2 separate regions of the Homo sapiens genome follow, and region 2 is linked to region 1. Evidence: chromatin loops called from intact Hi-C (ENCODE). Cell type or tissue: PC-3. All regions are shown on one strand. Each heading gives the region's core, and the rest is flanking DNA. Links, peaks and the distances in the headings are about the cores only.

Evidence for each region. A loop is a pair of places that touch in the nucleus more often than their neighbours do. Peaks named below come from ENCODE experiments on the same cell type or tissue, not always from the same donor. Only the 100,000 strongest peaks of a DNase experiment are listed, where the experiment ranks them.
Region 2: it touches region 1 in a loop (4-fold over the local background); 5 of 110 quality-filtered maps call a loop at or near these places.

Annotation. Positions count from the first base shown.
Region 1 is chr10:116,942,147-116,951,450 of GRCh38, forward strand. SHTN1 (shootin 1) reads right to left here. Exons shown (of 17, transcript NM_001127211.3): 7 at 6,770-6,851; 8 at 2,778-2,872. Among named protein-coding and RNA genes, the nearest start is that of SHTN1, 58 kb to the right of the region's middle. In PC-3, for the core only: no CTCF peak of the experiment used is centred there; DNase peaks (open chromatin) are centred at 5,195 and 5,865; H3K4me3 peaks cover 1,004 bases; H3K27ac peaks cover 1,480 bases.
Region 2 is chr10:117,069,085-117,078,388 of GRCh38, forward strand. It overlaps a transcript of SHTN1 not described here. Among named protein-coding and RNA genes, the nearest start is that of VAX1, 65 kb to the right of the region's middle. In PC-3, for the core only: a CTCF peak has its summit at 5,756 (motif pointing left); no DNase peak of the experiment used is centred there; H3K27ac peaks cover 48 bases.

The DNA.
Region 1 (9,304 bases), core at 682-8,681:
TATCTTAAACTTCAGACCAGTGATTTAATTAAAATGAATTGTTTTGGGTGACCATTATGATTACAGTAATTTTTTTTTTTTTTTGAGATGGAGTCTCGCTCTGGCACCCAGGCTGGAGTGCAGTGGCACAATCTCGGCTCACTGCAACCTCTGCCTCTCAGGTTCAAGTGATTCTCGTGCCTCAGCCTCCCAAGTAGCTGGGACTACAGGTGCCTGCCACCATGCCTGGCTAATCTGTGTATTTTTAGTAGAGATGGGGTTTCACTATGTTGGCCAGGTTGGTCTTGAACTCCTGGCCTCAATTGATCCCCCCGCCTCGGCCTCCCAAAGTGCTTGGATTACAGACGTGAGCCACCATGCCTGGTCAAAAAATTTAATTATGTTGAAGAAATTTAAAATTTTAATATAGTTATGAAGACAACTGATAGTTTTCTTGTTGAGGGGGATTAAGTTTTTGGTTTTGTTTTTTAAATGAACTAGCGGGAGTTAAGAATGGGGGGTAACTTTCAATTTTTATTTTATACATTTAGAAAATATTTGTATCTTTGTGCAAGGCACACATACTCCTTTTTAATTAAAAATATAAAGTAAATTAACCTTAAAAATTGATTTCTAAGGCTCTAGACTATAAGCTCCAAGAGGGTAGGGCTCACATTTGCTTTCTTCACCACTGGATTCCCAATGTCAGCACAGTGTCTGGCACAGTAAGATGTTTGCTGCATGCCCTAAGTGGTAAGTAAAATGCAAAAGAATGGGACTCTGTTGTTAAACTAAGTTATGTGTCTTTGTGCAGTACTTACCTGTTGAAAACCTGAGAATGCATAAACTTTGTAAAAAGGAAAATATACTAGTTCCAACGTGGTGCTATTTTTTAAAAAAAAGTTTTCTTCTCACTATTGTGTAGATTGAATCTAGATATTGTAAAATTGTTGAGTGCCACTGCAAATATTTATGCTGCCAATAACGTAAGTACCATTGCTCTTGCTTTCTTTCTCTCCTCAAACTTCTACCTTCTCATTCTGGGTTAACATGTCAGCATTATTGTTTCCACCAACCACTAAGACTGAAGACCAGGTGAACAGCAGAGTCAATCATTCATTTTTGTCTTCTTACTGCAACCTTGCTTCTTCCATCTGTCTTCTCTGCTACCACATGGCCTTCAAGTTTTTCTTTGAGCTGCTTTGTATTCTAACATCATTGTGCAAACAACAGATGGAAAACTGAACATGTCTTGAAATGAGACCTGCTATTCAGGTCAAAATCAGCCGACCTTTCCAGTTTTGCAATAAAGGCATCTTCACATTATCCCTGCTTCCCCTCCCCCTCCACTGTTTATTTCACTGCATTATTTATATTGCTCCAACGTTTTCCAGAGAGCTCTGACACACTTCAATTCTTTTTTCTTTCTTCCAAGTAATAAGAGAAAAATATTTACTCACCTTTCATTAAACTCTCTAAATAAAACGAATCATAATATTTCAAATCAGATCTACTTGGCCTAAACCTTCGGTAGAGTTCACTGCTAGCACAGCTATGCTCAAGCACAGAAAGACCCCCACAAAACCATCATTGGATTTTCAAATGTCATTCCCCTAATGCCATGCTTTGTCTTCCTTCTATGCCTTGGATACCTCTACCTAGGACTGTTTTACATTTCCTGAGCTATCTTCCTTCAACCTACAGTATGCACACAAATTCAAACTACACCCACAGGATGGAGATCTCATTGCAGACCAGCTTTTGAGTTTAGCCCATTGGTGAACTCCTCATCCCCCTGGATGAGCCCCAGGGCCATGGAAGACCCAACGACTGCATGTCAACAGGTAAGCCGGAACAAGAGATTCAAAGCTGATCTCTAACATAAGAGGAAGATCAGTAGGCTGGTGAAACGCTGAGATAATGAATGTACTACATGGCAGTGTTCCACAGCCAGTGGAAGAACTTCCTGGCATAATGACAGCACTGCACAATGGCTGAAGAGAAATACTGATACCATAATACTGTTATCTGAGATGGTATATGGAGATACATCCCAGATTTTAAGCCTATTTGAAATGTACAGGCATCTTGTACCCAAGTTGGACTTTCCATCACAAGTCATGGGTTGTCTCCAAATGCAATTCCTTTCCCTTACATAGCATTTTATAGTTTATACAACACTTTTTTTAAATTTTGCCATTAAAATCCACTTGGTCAGGTCTGTATTATTGTCCATTTTACAGATGGTAAAAGTGAAGCCCTGAGAGGCTGAAGAATTGCTCAGAGGTCATACACTACTACAACTAGTAACTGACATGGCCAAAATTTGAGCCCAGATCTTTTGACAATGAACTTGATACTATTCTATATCTGCCTCCCTAAACCAGCAGATCCTTAATTCAAACTGGTAAGTTCTTATTCAACCTCAAGAATTTGTCTGATATGTCGTCTGCAAGGTCCCTTACAAAACAAAAATTCAAAAGGTTTTTACGGCTGGGCACGGTGGCTCACTTTGGGAGCACTTTGGGAGGCCAAGGCGAGCAGATCACGAGATAAGGAGATCAAGACCATCCTGGTCAACATGGTGAAACCCCATCTCTAATAAAAATACAAAAATTAGCTGGGCACGGTGGCGTGTGCCTGTAATCCCAGCTACTCGGGGGGCTGAGGCATGAGAATCGCTTGAATCAGGGAGTCGGAGGTTGCAGTGAGCCGAGATTGCGCCACTGCACTCCAGCCTGGTGACAGAGCGAGACTCTGTCTCAAGAAAAAAAATAAGATTTTTACAAGATACCCACCTCTTGTGCAAATGACTCTGCTTTCTTTCGAAGGTCCTTCTCCAGCTCCAGGTTTACTTGCATCTCCTCATACTCTTCTACAGCTAACATGGACACTTAAGAAGATAAAGGAAAAAAAAAACCCAGACAATAAGTCACACAAATAATCAGGAATATGGATGAAAAACAGTGTTGAAAAGATTTTTCATACCAGCATACAGGTACCCTCATGCATTCCTGGTTGGCATACAAACTGATAAAACCTTTTTGGAGAGCAACTTGGCAACGTGAATCAAAAATCTAAAACTATTCATACACTTTGAATAATCCCACTTCCAGGAATGCATATGCTAAGATTGTAACACATGAGCATATACAGACATTTGGTTGCAAGGATGCTCTCTACCTCATTGCTGATAAAAGTGAAATGACATAATACTCTAACACAGAAGAATGAGTAAATTGTAGTACAAGAAATATTATTCTGCCATCAAAATTATATTGTAGAAGCATACTTAGTAAATGGAAAGACATCTGTGATGTATTTTTAAAAATAGATTGCAAAAATTAGTGCAAAGTGAATTCATTTTTGTTCTTTAAAAGCCACAGATAAAGCACATCAACAGCCATTTCACAGAATAGAAAATATACAAAAGGCCAATAAACATGTGGAAAGATGCTCATCTTCATTAGGAATCAAGGAAATGCAGAGTAAAAACACTTCTTACACCCATCCAAGAGGCAACTGGTAAAAATTTTAAAGCATGGTTTTATTAAATTTGGTATGCAGTGAAAAAAAACTGAAGATAAAATTTGACATTTGGCATGTGTCTTAAAGCAACTCTTGGACATGTGCACCAGATGACATGTCTAACATTTTTTATAACAGCATGACTCAGAATAGCAGAAATATGGAAACAGCCCAAAGTCTACCAATAGGATACTACTTAAAATAATTTTAGTGTAGTCATCTAATGGAATAGTATATAGCAGTGAAAACAAACATACCACAGCTATGCCTGTCCACATGCATGAATCTCACAAACACAAAAAGTTGCAGAAGGTTACAGGAAAAATGATTCCATTTACATAGAGTTCAAAAATATGCAAAATTAAACAATGCTGTTTAGAGATATAGACATATTTGGCAAAACTACAAATAAAAGAAAGGAAATAATAAAAATTCAAGGGAGGGGTAAGAGTAGAGAGGGATGTTCATGGGTTTGTAAGGTACCAGCAAGTATAAAGAGATTCCTTTTACTGGTATTTCCTCTGTCTTCCATATATATATAAATATATATATAAACATATTTAACAAAACATTTAATATGTATATATGTAGAGAGAGTTTTTTTTAAGATTGGAAGAATATACACTAAAATGGTACTAGTGCTTATCTCTGGATTGTAAAGGTTGAGATTTTTTTCTTTCCTTACATGAATCTAAATTTTCCACCAAAAAAAGTATACTACCTGAATATATACATTTTTATGTATAAAAATATATGTATTATATATAATATTAAATGTAAATAAATGTATAAATTATGTATATGTATATACATATGTATAAAATGTAAATATTTTATATATAAATATATAAAATGATTTATATATAAATATATAAAATGATTTATATATAAATATATAAAATGATTTATATATAAATATATAAAATGATTTATATATAAATATATAAAATGATTTATATATAAATATATAAAATGATTTATATATAAATATATAAAATGATTTATATATAAATATATAAAATGATTTATATATATAATATATATATATGTTTTATTTATTTATTTATTTATTTTTTGAGAGATGGAGTCTCACTATGTCTGTCGCCCAGGCTGGAAGGCAGTGGTGCAATCTTGGTTCACTGCAACCTCCGCCTCCTAGGTTCAAGTGATTCTCCTGCCTCAGCCTCCTGAGTAGCTGGGATTACAGGCAGGTGCGTGCCACCATATCTGGCTAATTTTTGTATTTCAGTAGAGACGAGGTTTTACCATGTTGGCCAGGCTGGTCTCAAACTCCTGATCTCAAGTAATCCGCCCACCTCAGCCTCCCAAAGTGCTGGGATTACAGGTGTGAGCCACCGCGCCTGGACATATAAGTTATTTTTAAGTGTTCTCCATATTTACAAAGGAGAGAAACAGCCTTAGATGCATTCAGAACCAAAGAATCAGAGCTTTGTACCAAGGAGTTACTGCAAGACCGAAAGCTTCAAAAGGTCCTGTCAAATAAAAGTAATATAAATTCTTTGCTATTTTCAACATTCAGTGGCCTATTTTGTTAAATAGTGATAATGACAGGACAGAGGGAGTGACGATACCATTAGATATTAGGCACAAGCTGGGCAGACAGCACACTGTCCATCCACTTCTGGTGAGTCACCTCCACCCTGAGCTGAGTCATACCAACAAAATCTTTCAAAAGGCTCTCTTAACAGCTGCCTTCACACACTGCTCCACCAGGGCACTTCAATCCTAACTGACTTAAGGACTGGTTTGCTGCGTAATGACATAGAATTTCAAACTCTGTACTCAATCTACAGCCTCTTCAGATGAAAGACTAATAAGTAAAGCAATAAGAGTGGTGATTTTTTGGTGTGAATTATAGGTCCCTGAGAGCTAAATGATTTTCAAGCCTATTTAAACAAGAAATTTCATGAAGAAAACAAAGAACACTATGACGATCTGAAGCCCAGGCAAGATAATTGACTCTCTTTTCTATGTCCAGAACACTATAATAAAAAGGGAATTTTCACGTGTCCTGGCCCTTCTGACTTGGAATCTGAAAGAAATCAGGTTGGTCCTAGTCAGGTATTTATTTATATAATTTTTCTCTCTTCCTAGACAGGGGACTCTCTGAAGGCAAGATCTACATGATTAATCCTTGCAGAACCCTTTTCCTAGCACAGTGAATCAAGACTGAAAATTCTACACCATTTCTATCTTTAAATACAGAAAGACTTGGAGAAATGTTACAATCCAGCATATTGCCCACATTTAACTACAAGGTCCTTTATTTACAAAAAAAATTCCCAGTTGATGAATCACAAAAAGATTGACAGCTACCACCAATAACAATAGGGAAGGCCCTGGGTCGCAAAGGTTTCCTGTTAGTGTTGCAGCTTCTAAACAAGGAAAGAGAGTGACTGAGGGAAAAAGAGAGAACAGAAAGTATATTAAGTTCTTCTTACCACTTCCAGAATTATTTTTGCAGAACTACACTTTGGCATCACTTCCTTGTCTTAAACTGGGAGATACATGAAACAGCCCCGATGAGAGCTGATGCTGTGTTTTATAACTAGATGGATAAAGTCACTGTTGCCCAAAGTACACAAAGTTTTCTCTGGATATAGCCACTGGAGACACTTCCCTCTCACCAGGAGAGCAGGTCTGCTTTTCCTGATCATTAGGTTCATTTTCATGTGATTCATTTAAATGATCATCAATCTCTTATTGCACTGACTGTCAGACAGCTCAGAACCAGATTTCAAACACACAGGCAGGAAATGTGCAAGACCTCAGAACAAGTATGCACTTTGTATACCAATCTAACTCTTACTTTCCTTTATCCCTTTTTCCACATCCTCTTAATTTAAAATTTCATCACATAATGTTACATGTTTTATGTAGACAGCCTAACCTCTTCTGGATTGAGATTTACTAAATAACCTACCAAACATATAAATGCTGAGGGGAGAGCTAAAAAGGCCATGATCCCTGGATATATGTAAGACAGAAATAGTATTTCGGTTTGAAGTTTCAAAATGAGTGGGTTCCTTGTTCCTCAAGTGAAATCACTTTTAGATGTCCCCAGACTCTAAGTTGGGTAATAAAACAATGGAAATGGGAGAGACACAATGCTAGAAAATCACAATATAGGAGAAGATTTTATTTACAGTCATATTTAGGCACAGGTGTAAAATGACACACAATATATGCAAACAGAACACACCGCATACGTATTTGAGAAAAAAAGACTGGACAGACTTACCTCTATTGCATTTTTCTAAGACTTTTCTCTGTTCAAGAACTTCTGAATTTAAAACAGTCTTTTCTTGTTTAACTTTATTTACCTAAAAATGTGAAATTTTGAGGGGAGAAAACACCAAAAATTGTAAAACAGGACATATGGCAATGTGTGATACTCAATTGCTGTTCAACTTTCAACATGAAGTTACAATTTAAAGCAGAAATTGGTTTCAATGTGTTAGGACTTTTTATTAAAGCTCTTCTTTAAAGCTTCAAGGATAGCTATTTAAGTTAGGATGTATACCTGGTACAGAACTTATTTATATATTCCAGTTGGCACTGGCACCTAAACATAACAGTATGCTAGCCATCCAATGTATATGATACATATTTTTTTAATTAAAAAAAAACAAAGAATATAGAGATGGGGTCTCCTATGTTGCCGAGGCTGGTCTCGAACTCCTGGGCTCAAGCAATCCTCCTGCTTCAGCCTCCCGAAGTGCTGGGATTACAGGCGTGAGCCACCATACCCAGCCATGATTCATATTTTTAATGCAAAAATCCAACTAAAGATCACCCAGAAAATACAAGAATCATTTAGTCAAGATCCGATACTCAATTTTGGTATTCATTTTAAATGTTGATTAGCATTAGGAGATATACCTAATGTAAATGACAAGTTAATGGGTGCAGCACACCAACATGGCACATGTATACATATGTAACAAACCTGCACATTGTGCACATGTGCCCTAGAACTTAAAGTATAATAATTTAAATAAAATACAATAAAATAAAAATGCTGATTATTTTTGACTTAAGTAAGATGAACATGAACTTTTAAAATAAGACTTTGAACTCTGATGACTCTTGGCTTAAATAAAACACATATAAATACTCCCACAAAAATTTAAATTTCTGAAGTAACTTTTGATGTCTATCAACGAAAGAGAATACTATAGAAAAGTTTTTTTAAAAAAAAAGAACATAAAGTAAAGCTACATATATCAAGGTAGAAGATAAATCTCAAATATATTGAATTTAGAAAGCAGGCATGTTTATAATATTTAAAAACACTCAAAATACTATGTATTGTAGTGAACATGTAAATATATGCACTGACATGATAAACACCAAGTTCAGAATAACAGTTGTTTAGGGAAACTGGGCAGGGAGCAAGGAGTATGCAACCAGAAAGAGTTACACCAGGGCTTTCATCACCATGCTAATATTCTGTGAATTAAGTTGGGTAGCAGGTATATGGATGTTCATTAAAAATAATTTTTTTAGAGACAGGGTCTCAGTCTGTCACTCAGGCTGGAGGGTGGTAATACGATCATAGCTCATTGCAGCCTGGAACTCCTGGGTTCAAGCAATCCTCCCACCTCAGCCCTCTGAGTAGCTGGGACTACAGGCACATGCCACCATGCCTGGCTAATATTTTTAAAAATTTTTTTGAGAGACGAGGTCTTGCTAGGAGGTCTTGCTGATCTCCAACTCCTGGGCTCAAGTGATCCTCCTGCCTCGGCCTCCCAAAGTGCTAGGATTACAGGCGTGAGCCACTGAACTCAGCCCCATTATTTTGTTCATTATGCCTTCTCAGATGTCTGAAATAGCCATAATAAAAATAATTGTTGAATTGTCTTCCAATAATACCTCTAAGTGGGAAGCGAGAGAATCATCAGTAAATAATCACAACTGAGGAACAGAGCACACTAAGAAACAAAGATAATGGTCCTGAAAGTGGCTCTGAATCCATCAGCACCTCCAGATAATCTATTAACTGGTTCTTTTAGTGTAGGCTTTATTTTTGGTTTTGGTTTAAATTAGTAACTGGTACACATTGTCCAACGGTAAGGTCCTTTCCAAAATATCATCTTCCTTCTTCCCATTCGTTACAATGTTTTGCCACAATAATAAAAGGAGCTCAGGCTGGGAAGTTGGCAGACACTGCTTTCCAACCTTTTTTACATCATGGCCTCCAAGAAAATGACAATATGTGTGTGCAAACTGAGGTAACTGGATGAGGCTGCTCACTGACAGGATCAATACGTTGGCATGCTCATAAGTCACTTTATCAAGCTGCAGTTGGCACATCAGTTGGGAAGTGCTGGGCTACAGAATCTAAGAACCACTGATACAAATTAAATCCAGAATCAAGACTGTGAAGGCAAATCCTTGAAGCCTCGTGCAAATAAAAGGCAATTGTGAGGGTCTTGTTCTGAAAGACAGTTCAAAAGGAAAAAGAGGCCAGGGCAGCGGCTTGCATTGGTGGTCCCAGCACTTTGGGAGGCCAAGGTGGGAAGATCATTCAAGTCCAGGAGTTCAAGGTAAGCCTGGGAAATACAGGAACCCACATCTCTATAAAAATTTTTAAAAATCAGGCAGGCGTGGTGACGCATGCCTGTACTCTCAGCTATTTGGGAGGCTGAGGCAGGAGGATCATTTGAGCCTGGGAGGTTGAGGCGGCAGTGAGCTGTGATCATGCCACTGCACTCCAGCCTGAGTGTGACAGAGTTAGGTCTTGTCTCAAACAAAACAAAACACCAGAAAAGAA
Region 2 (9,304 bases), core at 806-8,805, 130 kb after region 1:
TGAAAAGACCATGAAAACTCTGCTGCAAAAGTAGGAGAAAACCAGAAGACAGTGAGGTCTCAGAAGCCAAGGGAAGAGTTAGTTGTAAGAAGGCAGGAATAATCAATAATGTCAAGTAATATAGAGAAATCAAGTAAAAGAAGGACTGAAAAGTATTCACTGCATTTAGGAAGCAGAAGGTTGCATCGATCTTTACTGGGTCCGCCCAATATAGTAGTGGGCACCAATCTCGGATTAGAGCAAGCTGAAGAACGAGTGGGAAGTGAGGAAGAGGTGAAAGATGTATAGATCACTCTCAAGTGGCCTGGCTCTGAAGGGGAGGTGAGGAGAGCTGTAGCTAAAAAAGAATGTGGAACTGAGAAAGATTTTGGTTCATTAGATGGAAAAATACTTGAGCCTGATTAAAGGAAAGAAAGGGCGGCCTCCCTTACTTACTAATCATGAACTTGTGTAGGTCACATTTATAACCCTTCAGGATTCAAACCAGATAATATAAATGAAGGTCTTCAGTAAACTGTCAAGTGTTACATTACTATTATTAAGTAAATTATTACTATTACATTTATAAAGTCCAAGTGGCTTTACCACTCTGCTTGTTTCCTCTCTATAACTAAGAACATTTTATCTTCACTAGTGTAGAGGAGAAGAGAGATCAGAGCAAAACAGCTAGTGAGTATAATCAGGAGATAACACATGCCATTTTTCTGTTGGGCATGGATGAGACAGTGATTTATTCTGCAAAGCAAATGAATCAGCAACCAATTTTTATTAATGGTACACAGGGAAAATATTTAAAGCCCTGTTATATCTAGCCAACAGATTGTACATATTACAAAGGCAAATGTAATAATAAAGGGAGTAGAGTTCTATAAAAATTAAGTAATGAAATTGGAATTCAGAAACCCATTAGCAAGGAACTACGATGATAGAAAAAGTAGTACTTTCAAGGTAAGTAAAGACCTTTGCTTTTAAAATCCATAATGAAGATGAATCAAAAAAAGTATTAAAAGCCATGGGAAAGTCTTAAAAATCAAACTGCTAAAAAAAAAAAAATCCAGCCTGCTGCATTGATGCCCATAATGGACCCCGAAGTCAATATTAAGCATGTTAGTCAAATGGCTGCAAACTACCACTAAGTGGATATGGGAGGTATACATTTTTTCTATTCTTATGTGTGTGTGTGTGGAGTGGGGAGTTCTTGTTTAAATCATAGTTTATCGCTAGAATTAAAAAATTTGATAACTCCAGATTCTAGTTTAAAACCACAGCCGGAGATTTTCTTTTGAAGTCCCTATTGACTCTTGGGGGCTCCTTTCCTCTATCTGCTTTTCTCTTTGTGTTCTATGCTTTTTTTCCCCCTCACCTTCCTTATTCCCAGCAAAATAACTGCCCAGAATTTAACGAGTTGCAGTCACTTAATTTTTTTAATGAGTTTTAGTCATTCTGGTCTATTTTCTAAGAGGTATTTATATTTTTCAAAGCTATCTCTAACAATAAAAAATAACTTTCCACATTTTGGTAAGCAGGCAGGATAGCTTCTTTTTCAGAGAAGAAGCACGCAGGGCTACTCAGGTTCTTGAGATCACGCCTGACTTGCATCCACTCAGGGTGCCACAGCGGCACCCTGAGTGGATGCAAGAGATCAGTTTGGCGGTAAATCTTCCTCTTGGCTCTCAGTTCATTCACCTAGATTTACTGGAATTCAACGTCGAATCCTTTCTTTTTCTTTTCCTAAAAGCAGGCTTTAGTAGGGATAAAGTGGAGGGAGAATGCCACTCAGGGGGCATTAAACCCAGAAGAGAAGGCTGCATCATCTTCACCAGCCCACAAACAGAGGGCCCTGTAGCAGTTGCATAGATGTTGGTTTTATAAGGATCCAAAATAGGCTTAGAGATTTTTTTTTCTCAGAAAGAGGCTTGGAGATATCAACTAAAATATAATTTTTCTTAATTTTAAAAATGTTTTATTTATGTATATTTTCCTACCTTTAACAATAAAGCAGCAATTATCTTACATGAATAAATAAAATGTAATTTCATAAAATGCCATTTTACAAGATTTAAGCAAAATGAGTTTTAATTGTCTTTTTAAAGTAATTTTCTGTGCTCTCTTGCTATCAATAATTATGATGTTTCCTCATGTTTGACACTTTGCATTGGTGAAATATTTAATTTTATTATATTTGAAAGTCTATCTTCAGAATCTCCTGTGTAACTATAATGTCAAAACAAGATCAAAGCAGGAAATACTCTCTGTTTTCTGGCCCTATAAATGGTGATTAGATAGTGAAGGAAATGAAATCTGCATGTCAGGAACTATGCTAGGACCGCTAATAGCATTACTCAATAAGTCAGCTCAGTGAATATTGCTATTCTCATCACATAAATGAGGAAACTGGGGCAAAGTGAAATTAAGAAATTAGCCCAAGATCACATAGCTAATGAGTGACAGAAATGGCATTTATTCCTGTTCTGTCTCTAAAGTCCTTCCACATTTGTTGATAAACTTGTGAGGTGTTTTAGACCGTGAGATTCTTGACTCCTGGCCAGCCATCAGGGCTGGGCTTTTGGGGCCTCAAATCACATAATTTAGTCAGCCACTTGCTCTGCTTATTATAACAGTCTACTAGGCTGCCAGAAAACTGTTGGAGTTATCTTGAGACCTAGAATCCTGGCTGGGTGCGGTGGCTCATGCCTGTAACCCCAGCACTTTGGGAGGCCGAGGCGGGCAGGAGACCTAGAATCCTGTTGCAAATCCTGCTGTTGTATATGTCACTGCAAATTGTATTTGAGCTAACAAGGAGCATCTGATAATACCGAAATTCAAATTCCTGTGGTTTTCTTGTGAAAGACAGTAATTTGTTAGCTCAAATAAGATGCAGACCTTTTCTAAGGACTTTCATTCTGTGAAATTAATATCTAAGACTTTGTTCCTGACAGGAAATTTGCAATTTGTACTTTACTGTGTATGTCAAGCTGGTATTTCTTACTTTGGGCCAATTTTGACTACAGTGAATGAAGAAAAATTTAGTTCAAATATGCGGATGGGAAAAGAATAGACTGGCCTAGCCTCCCAGCCTACATCTTTCTCCTGTGCTGGATGCTTCCTGGCCTCAAACATTGGATTACAAGTTCTTCAGTTTTGGGACTTGGACTGGCTTTCCTTGCTCCTCCACTTACAGATGGCCTATTGTGGGACTTTGTGATTGTGGTTCCATCATAGCAGACGGGAAGAGGACTAGATTGCAGCTCCAGCTCAGAACGACAGAGCAGTGTGTAGAGGCCCACATCGTGAATTTTAGCTCCAGAATGACGGCAGGAATAAATCAAGAAACCCGAGAGGACCCACACACCCTCTGAAAGAAGTGGACTGCTCCTGCAGGACCCAGGAGACATCCCAAATACTGTGCTGGTATCCACAGCCAAGAGACCCATAGACGGTTCACATCACAGGACTCTGTGCAGACAACCCCCAGTACAAGCCCAGAGCCTGGTAGACTTGCTAGGTGGCTAGACCCAGAAGAGAGATAACAATCACTACAGCTTGGCTCTCAGGAAGTGACATCCATAGGAAAAGGGGGAGAGTACCACATCAGGGGAACACCCCATGGGACAAAGGAATCTGAAAAACAGCCTTCAACCCTAGACCTTCCCTCTGACAGTCTACCCAAATGAGAAGAAACCAGAAAACCAACTCTGGTAATATGACAAAACAAGGCTCTTTAACACCCCCAAAAATCACACTAGCTCACGAGCAATGGATCCAAACCAAGAAGAAATCCCTGATTTACTTGAAAAAGAATTTAGGAGGTTAGTTATTAAGCTAATCTGGGAGGCACCAGAGAAAGGCAAAGCCCAATGCAAGGAAATCCAAAAAATGATACAAGAAGTGAAGGGAGAAAAATTTAAGGAAATAGATAGCATAAATAAAAAAATATCAAAAGTTCAGGACACATTGGACACACTTACAGAAATGCAAAATGCTCTGGAAAGTCTCAGCAATAGAATTGAACAAGTAAAAGAAAGAAATTCAGAGCTCAAAGACAAGGTCTTCGAATTAACCCAATCCAACAAAGACAAAGAAAAAAGAATAAGAAAATACAAAGGCTCCAAGAAATTTGGGATTATGTTAAACGACCAAACCTAAGAATAATTGGTGTTCCTGAGGAAGAAGAGAAATCAGCTTAGTAGGGAAGAGTAGATGTCCAAATAACTACAAAAACGGCAAGCATTTATTAATTGCTTACTAGGCAGCAGGCACTGTACTACTTATGTGCATTATTTCATTTAATTCTCATAATAACTCTATGAAGTACATACTATTATTTAGCCATTTTATAGATGAGAAGCTAAGCAGATAGATGATGTGCAATGGTCACATAGCTGGTAAGTGGCTGAGCCACTTAACTACCATATTATAGTGCATTTCCAATATGTCACAGAAGTTAGAGGGGAGGAGAACGTTTGCAGGTGAGGAGGATAAAAGCAGTGCCACTTTTGCATTTCATTGATTAGCCTAACATCCAGAACATACCAACATCAAAGTATGGGTGATGCCACCTCTCCTCACTGGATTTGCTTTAATTTTTAGCCCCCTCCTCTAGGAGTCTGACATGAACCCTGAGGCTACTGGCTGGAAGACAACTCAGTAACTCTTCTTGAGCCCCAATTTGTGTCCCCTAATTCTGTCTCCTTCAGGTGAGCACCTGGAGATCCACTTTGCCCCTCTGCCAGTTCAATGGATGGCTTTTGCATCTTGTCATGGTCCTTGAGGCAGCCATCAGGATTAGTACCCCCTAGGCACTGTCCCCCTCCAGAGCTCCCTGAGGTTTCTACAAATAGAGCTCCCGCTGCCTATATCCCAGAATGCCTGCAGTCATTGCAGAATATATGAGACTTTTTTGAATGGGGCAGGGGCAGAGGCAGCACTAGGTGTAATGGAATGGGGAGTAAAATGCTATACGTTAAGTCCCGACATTGTGGAAATATTAGTTTAAAGCATATCATTTTTCCCCTTTAGCTAAATTTAGCTAATTCTTATTTTTCTAATTGTACATCCTATCTTTTCATTAGAAAGCTAATAGTCTCTAACTACTCTCAGCAAACACCAAATGACCCTGTTGTTCACTCCCTAATAGCTTTTGAGCTAACGGTGTCATAAATTTTAATAAAGCACATGTCAAAGCCTATAATCAAACTCTGTGACAGGGTGCACTCCTTGGAAACGTTTCATGTTTAATAACAAATTCATAGCCATAGCACCTCCAATTCTTCTCATTCATCAGTACCCAACTGTCAGAATTCAAGAGTCCTTCAGTAAGAGATCCAGCAGAGATCCTTAATCTATACTTCATGAGACTTCTGAAATTATATGCAAAATTGTGCTTATGTACATCTTTCTGGGGAGATAATCCATAACTTTCATCAGATTCTCAAGTAATCCACAACTCACAAAAAGAACCACTGCACTTCAGTGATACCACCAAAAATTTTAGATCCTCTCTTGTACAATTTTGATATATGTAAATTAATTTCCATATCACTTTCCAGAACAATACAGAATTACAGTATTTTTATTTTAGTAACCCATGCCATTTCTATTGGAGATAATTACAAGAACAGGGAACTGAGACTAGGAACAGGAAATGCAGCAGTAGGCAGGGCAGGAGTAGAAATTTTTACAACACCTTGGACAGACAAAAGAAGTCCAGGGACAATAAACCTGCTTTTGCACTGCCCTCCCGTGTCTGTAGGGAGGATGGGCAGATAGCAGGTACTCTCTACGGCTGAGAGTCATCCTGGTCAAAGCTAAGGCTCTATACTTGAGGAATTAAGAAATGTAGTAGTCTTTCAGGAGTTTCAGTTCCTCAGGACATTCAGGGAATTTAGGATTGAAAAAAAAATTAAGATATTGTGAAGAAAAAGACTCTTTTGCATTTCCTAAAATAAAACAATACAGATATAAATAACTGAATTTTACACATTATAAATTATTAAAACATGGAAACTGTACTATTATTTTCCATTTATCTTTCCCCTGGCTTGGTAAAAATGTTCTAGATCTCCTTTCCCCAGAGTTTCAACACAGTATTTAGGAATCTGCTTTGCTTTATTGTAGTTACTCTGCATCCTGAGAATCAGTGTTTCTCAAGCCCAGCCCTCAACATAGAGGCTCCCTAGATTTGATGAGTCACAGTTGTTCATTCCTGCCCTGAGTTTTGTCTCTTGGATCTTACAGTGATCTCAGTGCAACATAACTTGTGCATTTGAGATGGTAAAAGCCTTGGGTCAGCCTGTCATGGAAATCACAAGATCCTTCATTCATTCAATTATTTACCAAATAAATACCGGGCAAATTCTTAATGCCAGGTATTCTGTTAGACACTGAGGATGCAACAGTGACCAAGAAAAGCATGGCCTGGGACTTCATGGAACTTCCAATCTACTAGGGAATACAAACTAATAATTAGAGGCAATTATCCACATAGTGTGATATGCATTATGGTAGGAACATTCTAGGAGTTAGGAGTGGTCAAGAAGACACCAGAAACTCTACTTGGTTGGGAGTGGTCAGGAAGATACCAGAGATATTATAGTAGTGGCTCAACTAGGACCTGAAGGAAGAATAGAAATTAGTTAGAATGGGTTAGAGGAAGAATTGAGAACACCCATGGCAAATAATAACATTAAATAGAGTAGAATTAGAACAATCATGTAAGGAGGAAATAGCTAGAGATAAGGCATACAGGTCCAGACCATTTAAGGATTTTAGGCAACACTGACAGGATGATTTGTATTTTAGAAAGATAACTTTAGAGGCTGGGTGCAGTGGCTCACGCCTGTAATCCTAGCACTTTGGGAGGCCAAGGTGAGCAGACCACTTGAGTCCAGGAGTTTGAAACCAGCCTGGGCAACATAGTGGAACCCTATCTCTACTAAAAATAAAAAAATTAGCTAGGCGTGGTGGTGCATGCCTGTAGTCCCAGCTACTTGGGAGGCTGAGGCAGGAGGATCACCTGAGCCTGGAAGGCAGAGGTTGGAGTAAGCTGAGATTGTTCCACTGCACTCCAGCCTGCGCGACAAAGCAAGACCCTGTCTCAAAAAAAAAAAAAAAAAAAAGATAATGTTAGATATTATATATGAAAATGGACTGAATTGAACAAGATTGATGGCAGAGAAACCACTGTTTAATTTAGGAAAGTGACAGTAGGGGTAGAAAGGAGTGGATTGATTTGACATACAGTTACATCCTTGGAGCTGTCCGCTAGAGTGCTGAACTAAAGCCCAGGTTTTCTTTGCTTCAACTGCATCTCTCTTTCTTAGGAGTTCATTGCAAAGACCTCCAGATCTCCTCCATCATTCACTTATCTCTATTCCATTCCCAAACCCACCATCTGAGAATATCAACACATGTTTATATTTAAATTATAACAGAAATGATCAACTCTGCCTGAAAAATGTGCACAAATAAACATATGTATACCATAATTCCATATAAAGTCACAAATTACAATGCATATTTAGCTGCACTGGATAGGATGGATGAAAGTCACCAAGAGATTTCATCATTTCAAATATCGAAAGTTATTTTGAATCTCTGGCTCAAAGTTGGGGCTTCTAGGAAAAAGCACTAACTTTGATTCACAAAACCTGCAAAACATTAACTTTTAGAAAGAGAACCGGAAAAAATATGCCTCGCACTAATTTGTCCAAGGTCATACAGACGCCTCTGAATTTACACATTATCTTCATTAAAGCGAAATTGACTTACAAGTTTCTGGAGAAAAGGGTGGCAAATGGAAAGTAATTGCACAGTATCCATTATTATTAATTTAGGGTGTATAAAAGTTCATTAGTGTTGCCTTTAGTGTGCTGACTTTATTGCTTTATTTTAGTGGAAGAAAAGTTCTAAGGACTTTCACTGGTATATTTACATCTCAGTACCTCTCATTTTATTTTTTCATATTAGATCTTAAGCTCCCCCAGCACAAAAGCCCTTACGATTTAAGAAGAAATGTGCAATCAAAAATAGTAAAATGCTTCACCTCTACGAATAGGTTTCCTTAGTTGGCAAAGTAAATCTTGAGTTTCATAAGCAGAAAGTGTGGTCATATGTCAGCTTTTCCCAACAGCTGATCAGGAGGAGGTATGAAAGGAAGTTTGATTCTCACAAGTTTGCATTTTGACTAAAGACAACGAAGAGCTAAGATGGAAAGATAGTGAATGACATGTGACTTCTGACCTTGATAGAGGTATGTGTGTGGAGAATAACTCTACCTGGGCACTTAAGGAAATCAAGGTTTTCACTGGAAGTTTGCCCACAGAAGAAAGGATAACTATCACATAGATATTGGGAGCAATCACCAAAATCTTTTTTTTTTATTAGGAGGGAGGAGAATCTTTTTTTTTATTATTTTAAGTTTTAGGGTACATGTGCACAACGTGCAGGTTTGTTACATATGTATACATGTGCCATGTTGCTGTGCTGCACCCATTAACTCATCATTTAACATTAGGTATATCTCCTAATGCTATCTCTCCCCGCTCCCCCCACCCCACAACAGGCCCCAGTGTGTGATGTTCCCCTTCCTGTGTCCATGTGTTCTCATTGTTCAATTCCCACCTATGAGTGAGAACATGCGGTGTTTGGTTTTTTGTCCTTGTGATAGTTTGCTGAGAATGATGGTTTCCAGCTTCATCCATGTCCCTACAAAGGACATGAACTCATCATTTTTTATGGCTACATAGTGATTTAGATGGGCAAGCCTCCACTTTGGATGAATCATCAACTGTATTTATCTTGATGCCCCAAATAAATCAGCAGTTTACAATGGGTAACTCATTTTAAGAAGAGACGCAGCAGCAAACCACCCGCAACAATTTATTCTTACCTTAATCGAAGAAGGTCGACGATTAACAGCACAAACAATAGCCAGCACTATAGACATCTCAACTGGTCCAACTTACAGAATTCTAACTGAAAAATTAAAGTTTAGCAAACTTCCCATTCTATGGGTGCCAAATCATTATGCCCAGATCAGCTGCAGACAAGAGCAGAGCTTTCAATGGACATTTTAAACACATGGGATTAAGATCCTGAAGCACGTCTTTGAAGAACTATAAGAGAAGGTGAAACATGGCTCTACCGGTATGACTCTGAAGACAAAGCACAATCGAAGACACGCTTCCCATCTGTAAGCCATCTACAAGGATGGTGGCTCCTGTCAGCAGTTGACTCACCTTTCTAAAGGTGATTACCTGCCTGGCATGTAATCTTGTGGCCACCACTAGTTTTCCTGGTATGT